Regions from separate parts of the Homo sapiens genome. Here region 1 is linked to region 2. A link is a contact called in ENCODE Hi-C or POLR2A ChIA-PET data. All regions are on one chromosome and are shown on one strand. The core of a region is the stretch at or near the end of the contact, and the rest is flanking DNA. Distances in the headings are between cores, read along the strand shown. Region 1 has its middle 18 kb from the start of LINC03048. Region 2 overlaps SLC38A10 (solute carrier family 38 member 10).

The links. Hi-C counts contacts between places; a loop is a spot of excess contacts on that map. ChIA-PET counts read pairs that join two places held with the same protein, here RNA polymerase II (POLR2A). Pooled maps may share reads with other maps.
Region 1: a loop to region 2 is called in a pooled map, with 2.5 times the contacts of the local background. The contact joins two enhancer-like sites. A Hi-C loop is called at or near these places in 3 of 50 pooled maps. POLR2A ChIA-PET finds 5 or more read pairs at or near these places in 2 of 52 experiments (CD8-positive, alpha-beta memory T cell and HEK293).

What each region holds. Positions count from the first base shown.
Region 1 is chr17:81,363,986-81,370,245 of GRCh38, forward strand. No RefSeq gene overlaps it. Among named protein-coding and RNA genes, the nearest start is that of LINC03048, 18 kb to the right of the region's middle. RefSeq lists enhancers at 1,456-2,043, 2,044-2,629. Within about 2 kb of position 1,251, at least 18 of the 41 ENCODE cell types and tissues checked have a DNase peak (open chromatin) inside an H3K27ac peak, as active enhancers do.
Region 2 is chr17:81,243,919-81,250,314 of GRCh38, forward strand. It overlaps SLC38A10 (solute carrier family 38 member 10), which reads right to left. Exons shown (of 16, transcript NM_001037984.3): 15 at 2,967-3,143; 16 at 893-2,755. The coding sequence ends at 1,638. Among named protein-coding and RNA genes, the nearest start is that of NDUFAF8, 7.8 kb to the left of the region's middle. RefSeq lists enhancers at 765-884, 985-1,034, 1,245-1,334. Within about 2 kb of position 1,305, at least 3 of the 41 ENCODE cell types and tissues checked have a DNase peak (open chromatin) inside an H3K27ac peak, as active enhancers do.

The DNA of each region.
Region 1 (6,260 bases), core at 1-2,500, 120 kb after region 2:
AGAAATTCATTTTCTTGTGGCTCTAGAGGCCTGAAGCCTGAGGCCAAGATGTCGGCAGGGCTGGTTCTGTCTGAGGCTCTGCAGGAGAACCTGGCCCAGGCCTCTCCCCCAGCTCCTGGTGGCTCCCAGCGACCCTTGTGGACGCCACTCCCATCTCTGACTCCATCTTCACGCAGCCTTCTCTCCCCTCCAAGTGTCCCTGTGTGAAAATGTCCCTCTATAAGGATGAGAGTCACTGGATCAGGGCCTTGGTAATAAAACGAAATTCTCTTCCAGTTCAGCTGCCAACACAGCCGCAGGCAGGTTCTCTCATCTTCACTCGGTCACATCTGCAAAGACCCTGTTTCCAAATAAGGCCGCAGTCTCAGGCGCTGGGGATCAGGACTTCAGTGTACCTCTTGGGGGGACCCAGGGCCGGTCCACAGCGGGTGGAACCGCATCTGTAACAGGCCCAAGGTGCTTCCTCCTGCACCATCAATCCCAGACACCTGGGTGTGGTGTCTGAGTTCAACAGCCAGGGAGGGGCCTGGACCTGCACGGGGGCAGCCAGGACAGGGGCTGTGTTGGGGACAGGAGGGGCTGCTGGCAGCGCCACAGACACAGGACAGGGCAGGGGTGCAGGAGCCCTGCCCAGGGATGATACCCCCTCACCTCGTGACAGCTAGGGGACACTGGCTTGGGGACCCTTTCACGACACCACCAGCCTCCAGCCTCAGCCCCAAGAGAGGCTCCTGTCTTGCTTCTTCTGACCTCAGCACCGCAGTGGCCTGAGGTCTCGGGTCCAACAGGCTGGGAAGGCCAGAGCGGCTCTTCCTGGGCTGCCCAGGAGGTCTGCGAGGGGGCTTCCCCCAGTCCCAGCGCTGCCCGCAGTGTGAGCTGAGTAACCCTGAGTGAGAGCCAAGAGCTCCCAGGCTCAGTTCCTTCATATCCAGTGAAGGGGTTGACCAGAGGCCCCCACCTGAACGGGCACCTGCAGGCGCCCCTGCCTGGAGGCCGCCGTCCCAGCTCTGCCGCAGCGTGGGGCCATTTAGAAACCTGTGCTGGGCTTACAACTTAAAGCAGCGGTCCCCAACCTGTTTGGCACCCAGGATGGGTTTCGTGAAAGGCAATCTTTCCATGGGCAGTGAGGGTGGTGGTGGTTTCGGGATGAAACTGTTTCACCTCAGATCATCAGGCATTAGAGTCTCATAAGAAGGGTGCAGCCCAGATCCCTCACACACGCAGTTCACAATAGGGTTCTCAGGTTCCGCGCCTATGAGAATCCAACGCCACCGCTGATCTGACGGGAGGCGGAGCTCAGGCGGGGACGCTTACTCACCCGCAGCTCACTTGCTGACGTGCAGTCCGGTTCCTAACAGGACACCAACAGGTCCGTGGCCCAGGGGTTGGGGACCCCTGACTTAAAGGACACTCCCCGGCCCGATAAGCACCATCGCTGAGCACAGGCTGGCACGGAGGCCAGGGAGGGCTGCCCCCTGGGTGTTGCTAAGCACGCCGCCCCAGGAGGGAACCGGCTCTGGAAGCTGCTCTCACAGCAGGGTCAGCTGGGATGCTGTCGGGTTTTAGCAGGACTGGGTCAAAGCTGGCGTCTGGAACTCAGAAGGGAAATCAGACATTGCCGGGCCAATCATGGAAGCGGCCTCTCCCCAGAGAGCTGGGGAAATTGAGGCCCAGAGAGATGTGTGGAGTCACTGGTGGGACGTGACCACCTGCCTGTGTCTGCTCCAGACCAGCCCCCGTCTCTGCCCCGGGCATGGTTCTGTTTGGGGCCAGAAAGACACGGGCCTGGAGCTCAGGGGAAAGGCTGGAAAGGGCCTTGGTCCTCCCAGCAGAGTGGACGCTTATCTCCACCGGAGCGCACAGAGGCTGGACGCACACCGCCCTCTGTGCTCACGGGTTCATTTGTTTGATGAATTTGTCATAACTTGAAAGGCTCTGGTTTATATGCTAACTTCCTGTTCCAGTTCAGTGCCAACATAACCACAGGCAGGTTAATTGCGTGTCCATCAACACGCCTGGGGAGCGAGCCAAGCCCTCCCTCCCGCCTTCATGGCCACAGAGTCCTGCTGCCAGAGCGCTCCAACCCGTGGGCAGGGGCTGTGGTGAGTGCCAGCCCCACAGGAAACCCCGTGTGCCAGGTGCCACAGCCAGGCCTGCCCTGGGCTGCAGGCCCCCCGTTCTTCAGTCCTTCCTGTGAAGTCGTCCAGCTGGGGGTGGGAAGGGAGGTGCCTGTGACTGCTGGAGAGACTCATCCAGCCACCCTCAACCAATAAAATGCTCTTCACCCAGCAATTCTACTTCCAGGGATCTCTCCCACCACCGAGTCCCACCAGGGTGCCACGATGTAGAGGCAGGACATTTGTGGGAAGGTGCCGGCGGCTCCTGGGGCTGGACACAGGCTAAATGCCTGGGAGGGGGCGGCTGGGTAAGGGAGAGGTGAGCCGAGGCCATGCAGCCTGGTAGCCATCGAGAAGAAGGAGATTACGTGGACAAGTGGTTAAAGACTTTCTAGGTGCTGCTCCGGGACAAAGGTGAGGTGCCACCCCCATGCTGTGTGTGGGACTTTGCTAAAACCAGATGGGAGGGGAATGGTGCCTGGAGGGTCCCTGCACTGTATAACCTTCTATGCCTTTGAGGTGTAAAAGCAGTGTTGTTTTACCTTCCTAAACTGCTGTCACAAATTTCTACAAAGTTGTTCATGTAAAACAACAAAATTCCATTCTCTCACAGGCCTGGAGGCCGCAAGTCCAGAATCAAGGTGCCTGAGGGCCGTGTTCCCTCTGGAGGCGCCCGGGGAGGCGGGGTTGGGGGAATCCTTCCTGGTCTCTTCCAGCTTCTGGGGGCCACAGGTGCTCCTGGACTTGCAGCCCCGCATGGCTCCAGCCTCTGCCTCCACCTCCACGCGCCTTCTCCGCTCTGGGTCTCAGTCATCCTCTGGCTTTCCCTTTCTCCGATGCCTAAGTGTCATCGGATTTAGGGCCCAGCCTAAGTTCAGGATGACCTCATCTGGAAATTAGATGTCAATCAGAAGCTGGAGGTTCATGGGGCCCCCACTCTATGAATGCAGGGTCTATGTCCCGGAAGGAGGTGACAGTCCAAGCAGGACCTGGACGTCTGGACACCTGGGAACCCAGGCGTCTGAACACTTGGAGCCTGGACATCTGGACGCTAGGACACCTAGACACCCCCACAATGCCCCTTTCCCCAAGCCCAGGCTTCCCCAACTGGCCTCGAGTCCAGGGCCCACAACGAGGAGCGGGTGGTGGTAAGAAGGAAGGTGGTGGAAACCACCACTGAGGCATCGATGTGTATTTGAGACCTCAGAACCAAGTGCAGCCGAGCGCGTGGACCATGCAGAGACCAGCCGGCCAGGCCATTGGTCCCAGACTGCACCCCTGGGGAGGCCCCGCCCACCTCGTGTGGCACTTTCCCACGTGGCAACCCCAAAGCCAGCAGGTGCAGTGTTTGAGTCAGGCTGCCTGGGCTCTGTCCACAGCTGGGGGGCCTTGGACGAGGGACCTCTGGTGCTCATTTGGACAGCAGCATCATGGTGGCTGCCTCAGGGCTGGTGGGATTACCTAGCAGGACAGCCCAGGGCTCACCTTTCTTTCTTTCTTTTTTTTTTTTTTGAGACGGACTCTCACTCTGTCACCCAGGCTGGAGTGCAGTGGTGCGATCTCAGCTCCCTGCAAGCTCCGCCTCCCAGGTTCATGCCATTCTCCTGCCTCAACCTCCTGAGTAGCTGGGACTACAGGCGCCCGCCACCACGCCTGGCTAATTTTTTCTATTTTTAGTAGAGACGGGGTTTCACCGTGTTGGCCAGGATGGTCTCCATCTCCTCACCTCATGATCTGCCCGCCTCAGCCTCCCAAAGTGCTGGGATTACAGGCGTGAGCCCCCGTGCCCAGCCTCCTTTTTTTTTTTTTTTTTTGGAGATGGAATCTCGCTCTGTCACCCAGACTGGATGGAGTGCAGCGGCGCGATCTCGCCTCCCGGGTTTAAGCAATTCTCCTGCCTCAGCCTTCCTAGTAGCTGGGATTACAGGCGTGCACCACCACGCCTGGCTAATTTTTGTATTTTTAGTAGAGATGGGGTTTCACCATGTTGGCCCAGGCTAGTCTCCAACTCCTGACCTCAAGTGATCCACCCTCCTTGGCCTCCCAAAGTGCTGGGATTACAGGCGTGAGCCACCACGCCCGTCCAAGCCACCTTTCAACAGACGGCCCCGGTGGCCGTTCTCAGGTGGGACTGATCTGGTCCTGCTGCTGCCTTCACTGAGCAGCATCGGGAGAACCAGGTGGCCGCTGTCCAGGCTCTGCGCTCCCGGCCCTGCTGGGTCTGCTCTGGAGTTCAGGGCTCGTGATGGTGTCCCAGTGTGTAGGTCTGCAGAACGAGGTGGTGCAGGAAGGGTGGGCCCTGGGTCCCACCGACCAAGGCTCTGGGACTTCCTTCTCCATGTTGGACGCAGGCTCAGGCTGGAGCTCTGTGATGCACCGGTGCCCTGCTGGGGGTGGACAGGGAGCACAGAGCCCCAAGGTCCAGGGGCAGCTCTGCTCTCTGTGCCCAGTGGGCCCATGGCAGCCTTAGCGGGGAGGCAGGGTACAGAGGGGTGGCAGAGGACCCTCGCCAGAGCCCAAGGTCCCTCGCGCCCCCAGGCCTTCTCTGGGGAGACCAGGAGGCTTGGAGGTCCTGGGGCAGCTGTGAGCCCTTTCTGGGCTGGCTCTTCACATGCACAGCCTTGCTCTGGAGCTTCCCGGCCATGATCTGCCTTCACAGAAACCCTGGGGGGCCGGATGAGAAGGCTCCAGAGAAACGGGCCGTCGAGGAGCTCGCATCCAGATGGGGGTCCCTCGGCCGACTTGGCGAGGACACACAAAACACAAGAGAAATGCCCAGAGGGTGTGTCTTGTGGTCCCCAGCATGGGCCTGGTGGACCTCAGTGAGCCCTTCTTTGACCCTGGCGTGGTGGCCGCCAGTGCCTCCTCATGGCTGGCCCTGCTCCCGGTCACTGCTGGGCACCGATGACCCCCTCATTCTCCCAGGCACCCCCTGAGAGAGACTCATGTGAGTCCAATTTTCTTCTTTCTTTGTTTTTTTGAGATAGGGTCTCACTCTGTTGTCCAGGCTGGACTGCTATGGTGAGATCAGCGTTTAATGCTGCCTCAACCTCCTGGGCTCAAGCGGTCCTCCCGCCTCAGCCTCTGGAATAGCTGGAACTACAGGTACGTGCCACCACACTCAGATAATTTTTTGTTTTTATTTTGTAGAGATGGGGGCATTACATTGCCCAAGCTGGTCTTGAACTTCTAAGCTCAAGCAATCCTCCTGCCTCGGTCTCTCAAAATGCTGGGATTACAGGCATGTGCCACCGTGCCCGGCTTAGTCTGATTTTCTTTTTTTTTTTGAGACAGTCTCACTCTGTCGCCCAGGCTGGAGTGCAATGGCGATCTCAGCTCACCACAACTTCCACCACCCAGGTTCAGGTGATTCTTCTGCCTCAGCCTCCTGAGTAGCTGGGACTACAGGCACCTGCCACCACGCCTGGCTAATTTTTGTATTTTTAGTAGAGACAGGGTTTCACCATCTTGGCCAGGCTGGTCTTGAACTCCTGACCTCATGATCTGCCTGCTTTGGCCTCCACAGTGCTGGGATAACAGGCGTGAGCCACCCCTCCTGGCCAAGTCTGATTTTCAAATGAGGCTCAGCAGGGCCGGGAGCTACCTGGTCACCCAAGGGCACAGGCAGATCTGGGAGAAGGTGGTTTCCTGTGGGGTCCCGGGACCTGTTGCAGACAGAGCCTCTAGCCCTGCTCCTGGGGAGCCTCGCTCTAGATACCTGGGGAAGTCGCTGAGCCTCAGTTCCTGGGCCCCTGGTCCCTGACACCCCAGAGCCTGCCTGGCCTCCGACCCTCAAGCCTCTTACCCTTTCTTTTCCTCAAGGCTCCTCTCCTGTTTTCTAAACCTTCTCCTTCAAAACAAACCCTCTCAAGGCTGGGTCCCAGAGCAAAGATCCTCAGGGTTGGCCAGGCGCGGTGGCTCATGCCTGTAATCCCAGCACTTTGGGAGGCCAAGGTGGGTAGATCACCTGAGGTCAGGAGTTCAAGACCAGCCTGGCCAACATGGTGAAACCCCGTCTCTACTAAAAATACAAAAATTAGCCGGGGATGGTGGCACATACCTGTAATCCCAGCTACTCGGGAGGCTGAGCAGGAGAATCACTTAAACCCGGGAAGCGGAGGTTGTGGTGAGCCGAGATTGTGC
Region 2 (6,396 bases), core at 55-2,554:
ACCACTCAGCCTCCAGAAGCTTCCCTCTAGTTAATTTCCAGTCTTCAGGCCAGGTGCAGTGGCTCAAGTCTGCAATCCTAGCACTTTGGTAGGCTGAGGCGGGTGGATCACAAGGTCAGGAGTTCGAGACCAGCCTGACCAACATGGTGAAACCCAGTCTCTACTAAAAATACGGAAAAAAAAATTAGCCGGGCGTGGTGGCGGGCGCCTGTAGTCCCAGCTACTCGGGAGGCTGAGGCAGGAGAATGGCGTGAACCCGGGAGGCGGAGCTTGCAGTGAGCCGAGATCACACCACTGCACTCCAGCCTGGGTGACAGAGCGAGACTCCGTCTCAAAAGAAAAAAAATTTCCAGTCTTCAGGCTGCCCAGTGACATCCTTCAAGGGAAGAAACTATAATAAAGAGCCAAAAGGATATCAAAAGGTGCAGGAAGACACCACCAGAGGCTGAGGCCGGCCCTCCATGCAGGGACCCTTCGCCAACACGGGCCTCCCCCAGACCCAGGCCCTGGTCCTCTGCCCTTCGTGGCAGGGTTTCGTGGCAGGGTTGGGGCGCAAGCTCCCCAGAGGACGAGCCAAAGCAGACTCGGATGCTGTGGACACAGCAGCACCTCCTCTCTCCCGCCAGGTGAGAGGGCTGTGGAGCGTGTCCTGGTCACGAGGCAGCACGCCCGTCAGCCTGGCCCTGGGGGCTGGACCACCTCCTGGCACCAGGCGGCTCTGCCTGCTCACAGGGTCTCTCTGGGGCTGTGCTGCGTCTAGTGTCCAGTCACTGCGACGCTCAGGTCATGGCGCCGTTCCCTCATGACCTCTGGCCTCTGCTTTACACATCTGGAATCCTGAGCCGGCCTCAGGCTTTCCTTTCAGTCACTCCCCCAGGACCAACTTCACTAATCAGGTTATCAGTGGTGTTTTTTACTTTTTAAAAAAAGCCACAATTGGATTTTGAAAAACACAGACAATGGAGGGCTGGGCCAACCATGAGGAGTGCAAAGGGCGGCACCGGCCAGTGCCCCTGGACACCCGGCTTGTCTGGCCCCTGCTCCCTGTGCTTCCTGGACACCAAACAGCATCCACCGAGGCTGGGTGAAGGCAAAAGTGTTTATTCAAGACTTTCTACCACACTGTGGGAAGCATCGATAAACAGTCATAATAATTATCATTCTGAGTCACTGCAAGCGTGGGGTTGGATGCTGGCTCTCACAGTAGCCTGTGTTGGGACCATGAGCAGCCATGCGCACCTCCACGCACGGCCGAGCTCAACCCGAAGACCACGCGTGCTCCCTGGCAGGAGCAGGAGGCCTGACCACAGACGCAGCAGCTCCCCAGCCTGAGCCTGGGAGTGCACCAGCCAGCTCGCAGCGGAGGCCGTTTCTCCTCACAGGCTGGAGTGAGCTCAGAGTCTAGAGGTCAGAGGACCTCAGACTAAGAGCTGCAACAGAACGACAGCAAGAACATTCTGGAAACGATGCCACAGTGAATCTTTTATACTGTCACTCACACTTGGTGAGGGCCTCAGACATGAAACCCTGGGGAGAGGCGAGTGTGACCTCCAGAGTTTGGCTGGGATGCGGCTGAGACAGACCTGCTGCTGGCCGAGGAGGGCAGTGGCTGGCGTGGCCCTCATGGCCAGCAGGTGCTAGGACTCCTCTGGAGGCCCAGGCGCCTGTCTAAGCTGCCGGCTGTGGACCACCTGCAGAGCTCCCCCCGCAGCCTGGCGGAGCTGGGCATCCAGGGCGCCACGGAGGTCGTTCACCTGGACATCAGGCAGGGGGTTAAGGCCAATGATGACCCCATCCCTCGGGGCCAGCTGACCCTCTGCATGAGGGCCAAGGTCCCGCCGTCGCCTCCGGAGGTCGGAGCCAGCCTGCAGTTTCAGGTCCCGGTTGGGCTTGGCATTGTCCGGCCTCTGGCCCCCCGGGACAGCTCGTTTGAGCCCCAGCTCTGGCTCTGGCCTCTGCCTGGGCTCCTGGACAGCAGCGTCCTCCCCGCCTCTCGGCTGCTCGTGGGACACAGGCACATGGTCCCCCCCGCGGGCCTTTCTCATCTCCAGGTGACCGCCATGGTCCAGCCGGTGGCCCTGCTGTCCACCCTGCTCGCCATCAGAGATGACCCGCAGTTCCGGCTGGCGTAACACAGCCTGGGGCTGTGCAGCTGCTCCTTCCGCCCCACCGGGCAGGTCCGCTGCAAGGCCCAGGTCTCGGCTCACTTGCTTGGGCTTCATGCGAGGGTCCCCCGTCTCTGCTCCTGGCCCTGCCACGAGCCAGTTGGCTTCCTTCAGAATGCTGGTGCCAGTGGCTGCCACCTCCTTCCCAGGTTTTTTCCTGTCTTGGGAACCGCCAGTAACGTCCTGACTTTGCCCAGGGAATTCCTCTGCGAGGCGCTCCTCTGGGCCCCCGGCTTCCCTGGCGGGGTCTGGCACGGGCACCTGCTCCGGGCCCTTGGGGAGCTCCTTCACAGTGCCAGCTGCCCTGGGGGCGGCATCCTTCTGGCCATCTCTCAGCTTGGCCTGGGCTGCCCGAGGCTCTGTGTCAGGGCCGCCGTCAGGAGGGCCAGCAGGGTCTCTGCCCACAGGCCCCTCAGAGTGCTCCAGGGAGCGCTGGTTAAGGTCCTGGGATGGAGCAGGGCGGCCCCCAGGAGCTCTGAGGACAGGGTCCAAAGGCAGGGGAGGCAGATTCTCCACCGTCTCCCTGGCCTTGCCTTCAGGGGCCTCCTGGCCTCTGGGCACCGCTGCCCCGGGCTCTTGATGCACCTCCACTGCAAATGAAGTCGGTCATCAATTTAGCCACAGCACTGTACACAGGCTGCCAGTGGAGGGGCTCAGAAGAACCAGCAACAACAGCATTGGGAACCAAAACCAGACTCACGCTCAGGTCTAGAGGCCACCGAGCCTCAGACCCAGCCGCATGAGGACAGCAGGAGACCCCCTGCCTGGCCCCACCCCACTCCATCCGCCAGCCCGGCCTACCCTGCCTGGGTTTATCCTCCTCGTCCTCCTGCCTCTGCTGGTGGATCTCCTTGTGCTGCTCCTCGATCACCGCCAGCAGCTTCTCCTGCTGGTCCAGCAAGCGCTTTTGCTGCACCTGCTGTTCTTTGATCACCTGAAGCAGGACGGCGTGGTCCAGCATCTCCGCCCTGCCAGCTTCTGGGTTTGGAAAGCACACAGTCAGAGTGCCCGGGCTGCTCATGCACCGTGCTGGGCCAGGGACGGCGCGGCCCACAGCAAGGCAACGCACAGGTCACCTGCAGGGAGTGTGCCCGAACACTGGCCACTGGTGACACCCATCATGACTGTGACCGTGAAGCCCGGACAGCTCAGTGATGCACGCAGGCCTGAGGGCCCGGGAGAGGCTGCGCCCTGACTGCCCCTGGAAGCCCACCCGGGATGGCCTCTCCCGCACAGCCAGCCACTGTGCCGCATCAGTTCTCCCACTGGCTGTGCCCCAGGCGCACCCGGCAGGACCCCAGCAAGCCTGCTCGTTGCCCATGGAAGTGAGTGTCCAGAGCAACAGTCAAAAGGAATGTGCCAGAATGTCAGAGATGGTTATCTGGGCTGGGTGGGGTTTTGTTTTTGTTTTTTCCACTTTACACATTCAGTTGTTCTAGGACAAGCACGTAAGAAAATAAGCCTGGGCACGGCGGCTCACGCCTGTAATCCCAGCAATTTGGGAGGCGGAGGCAGGCAGATCGCTTGAGCCCAGGAGTTAGAGACCAGCCTGGGAAACATAGCAAGACCCCCATCTCCACAAAAACAAAAAAAACAAAAAAATAAAAATGATCAGGGTATGGTGAGAGGCGTCTGTACTCCCAGCTACTCGGGGGGCAGAGGCCAGAGGATCATTTGAGCCCAGGAGGTCGAGGCTGCAGTGAGCCGTGATCACACCACTGCACTCCAGCCTGGGCAACAGAGCAAGACCCTGTCTCAAAAAAGAAAAAAAGAAAAGAAAAACTGTAAGCTATGTTTTGAAAAGAATATTGGTACTTCTAGAAAGTTTCCTCCGAGATGAGAATTTTAAAAACAAACAAAAGCTGTCTTTTTTTTTTTTTTTTTTTTTTTTGAGACGGGAGTCTCACTCTGTCACCCAGGCTGGAGTGCAGTGGCGCGATCTCAGCTCACTGCAAGCTCCGCCTCCCGGGTTCACGCCATTCTTCTGCCTCAGCCTCCCGAGTAGCTGGGACTACAGACGCCCGCCACCGCGCCCGGCTAATGTTTTGTATTTTTAGTAGAGATGGGGTTTCACCGTGTTAGCCAGGATGGTCTTGATCTCCTGACCTCGTGATTCGCACACCTCAGCCTCGCAAAGTGCTGGGATTACAGGCATGAGCCACCGCACCCGGCCAAAAGCTGTCTTCTAAGGGGAGCATGGGAGCTGGAGCGTCAGTGAGGCCCCCGCCAGCCATCCTAACCACCGCTCCTGAACACCATCCACTGTGGAAATTCTGGGCAGGTCCTGCGTGATGGGGAGCCCCAGTGCACCCCGTGTTAAGAGCTGGTGCCTGCAGCAAGGGCCAGAGGACAGGCCTGCCCGGGTTACGGCTGGCACACACTTGGTGCAGGAGCACCCGGTCTGACTCGCTTCAACACTGGCCAGTTATTTGCCGCAAGCGGCTGTGACTTATGTCATTTTTACAAGATGTTTTCAAATTATTATAGGAAGCTTTGAAAAATGATGGGTTAGGGCTGTGAGGCATAAAAGTTCAATCCAGGAGCGAGAAGGATGTTTTGTGAGTGGTGAGAGCAAATATCTCAGGGACGGCCCTGCATGCCAGGCATAGACTGACGTGCCGGCCCAGCCTCCCCAGTGGTGACACCATGACCAGCCAGAGAAGTGCAGGGTCAGCATTCTCCCAGGAACGCAGCCCTGGGCCTCGCCCAGACCCCTGGATGTGGGGGACAGGGCTGGCTCCAAGGAGATCAGGGCCATGGGGCCGGCCCTCAAGCAGCAGCCCCTGCTCCCTGCTAGCACCCCGGGCCAGACGCCTGCCTGCAGGGAAAGGCCATGACGGGCAGAGCAGGTCTCCCGCACACCTCCTTTCACAGGAGGAAGTGCAGGTGGCAGACCAGCCACCTCGGCCGTGGGCCACGTGCTCGCCCTGGGTGCTGCGGGGCTCAACCACGGAATGTCAATGGTACAAGGACGAGATCCCATGTGCTGGTGACACCTCCCCATACTCCAGGGCAGGGTTCCGAAAGAGCAGGCACCATGGCCTCACTTGCTCCTCAAAGGACTAGCCCTGGGCCTGGTGCTGGGAAGAGGAGGAAAGAGGAGACAGAAGGGAGGAGGGGGAGGGGGAGGAGGGAGGGAGAAAGAGGAGGAGGGAGAAGGAAGGTGGGGGAAGAGGAGGAGGGAGGAGGAGGAAGGAGGGAAGAGGAGGAAGGAGGGAAGAGGAGGAAGGAGGGAAGAGGAGGAAGGAGGGAAGAGGAGGAAGGAGGGAAGAGGAGGAGGAGGGAGGGAAGAGGAGCAGGAGGGAGGGAAGAGGAGGATGAAGGAGGGAGGGAAGAGGAGGGAGAAGGAGGGAGGGAGAAGGAGGGAGGGAAGAGGAGGGAGGAGGGAAGAGGAGGGAGGAGAGAAGAGGAGGGAGAAGGAGGGAGGAGGGAAGAGGAGGGAGGAAGGAAGAGGAAGAGGAGGAAAAAAGAGGGGGAGGGGGGAAGGAGCCATGCCACGTCCAGCCAGAAGCCACGTGGGACACATGTGAAGCACCGTGGAGGAGACAGGCTGTTCCTACAGCCAGAGCCCACCAAGACCACGGGGACTGGGCTGCAGAAGGCACGAAGCCACCCACCTGTTGAGACCCATGCAGATCTGTCAAGGTGGCCCATGAGGCAGCAGTGCAGGCAGCGTCCCCCCTTGGCTGGTGCCCTAAGCAGCCTGCACTCAGACGCTTGCAGAGACCAGCTGCCCTCTGATGACAGGCAAGGCCACAGCAGGGCTGAGAAGGACCACGGCATTTGTAACACAAGGGAGCAGAGTGGGCATCGGGACCCTGCCTGAGGGGCTGTGGCTGAGCCTGGGTGCGTGCGCAGGTCTGGGGCCTGACACGTGTCCCCATGCAGGGCTGTCCCTGGGGCAGGTGTGCCACCGAGGGGCTGCGCTCAGGTCTGTGGCCCGCCAGACAGGCTCTTGACTTCAGCACACTCCTTTGGGTTCGTACCTGCTACTATCTTTTTAATTTCAGCTGCTCGTCCCGTTGAGAGGCATACGGAAGAAAGGCAGAATAGGAAACCGTGAAAAGTCTTTTTCAGAAAGAAGAAAATCAAAAGAATCAAACAGGTTCAGGTAACAGAGCATAGGAATTGGAACCAACAAACATGGCCAGACTAAAACCGGAGACAAAACCCCACATGCCCGAACTCCTGAAGTGGCTCAGAGCTCCGGGAGCCCAGGGGGCGCCTTTTG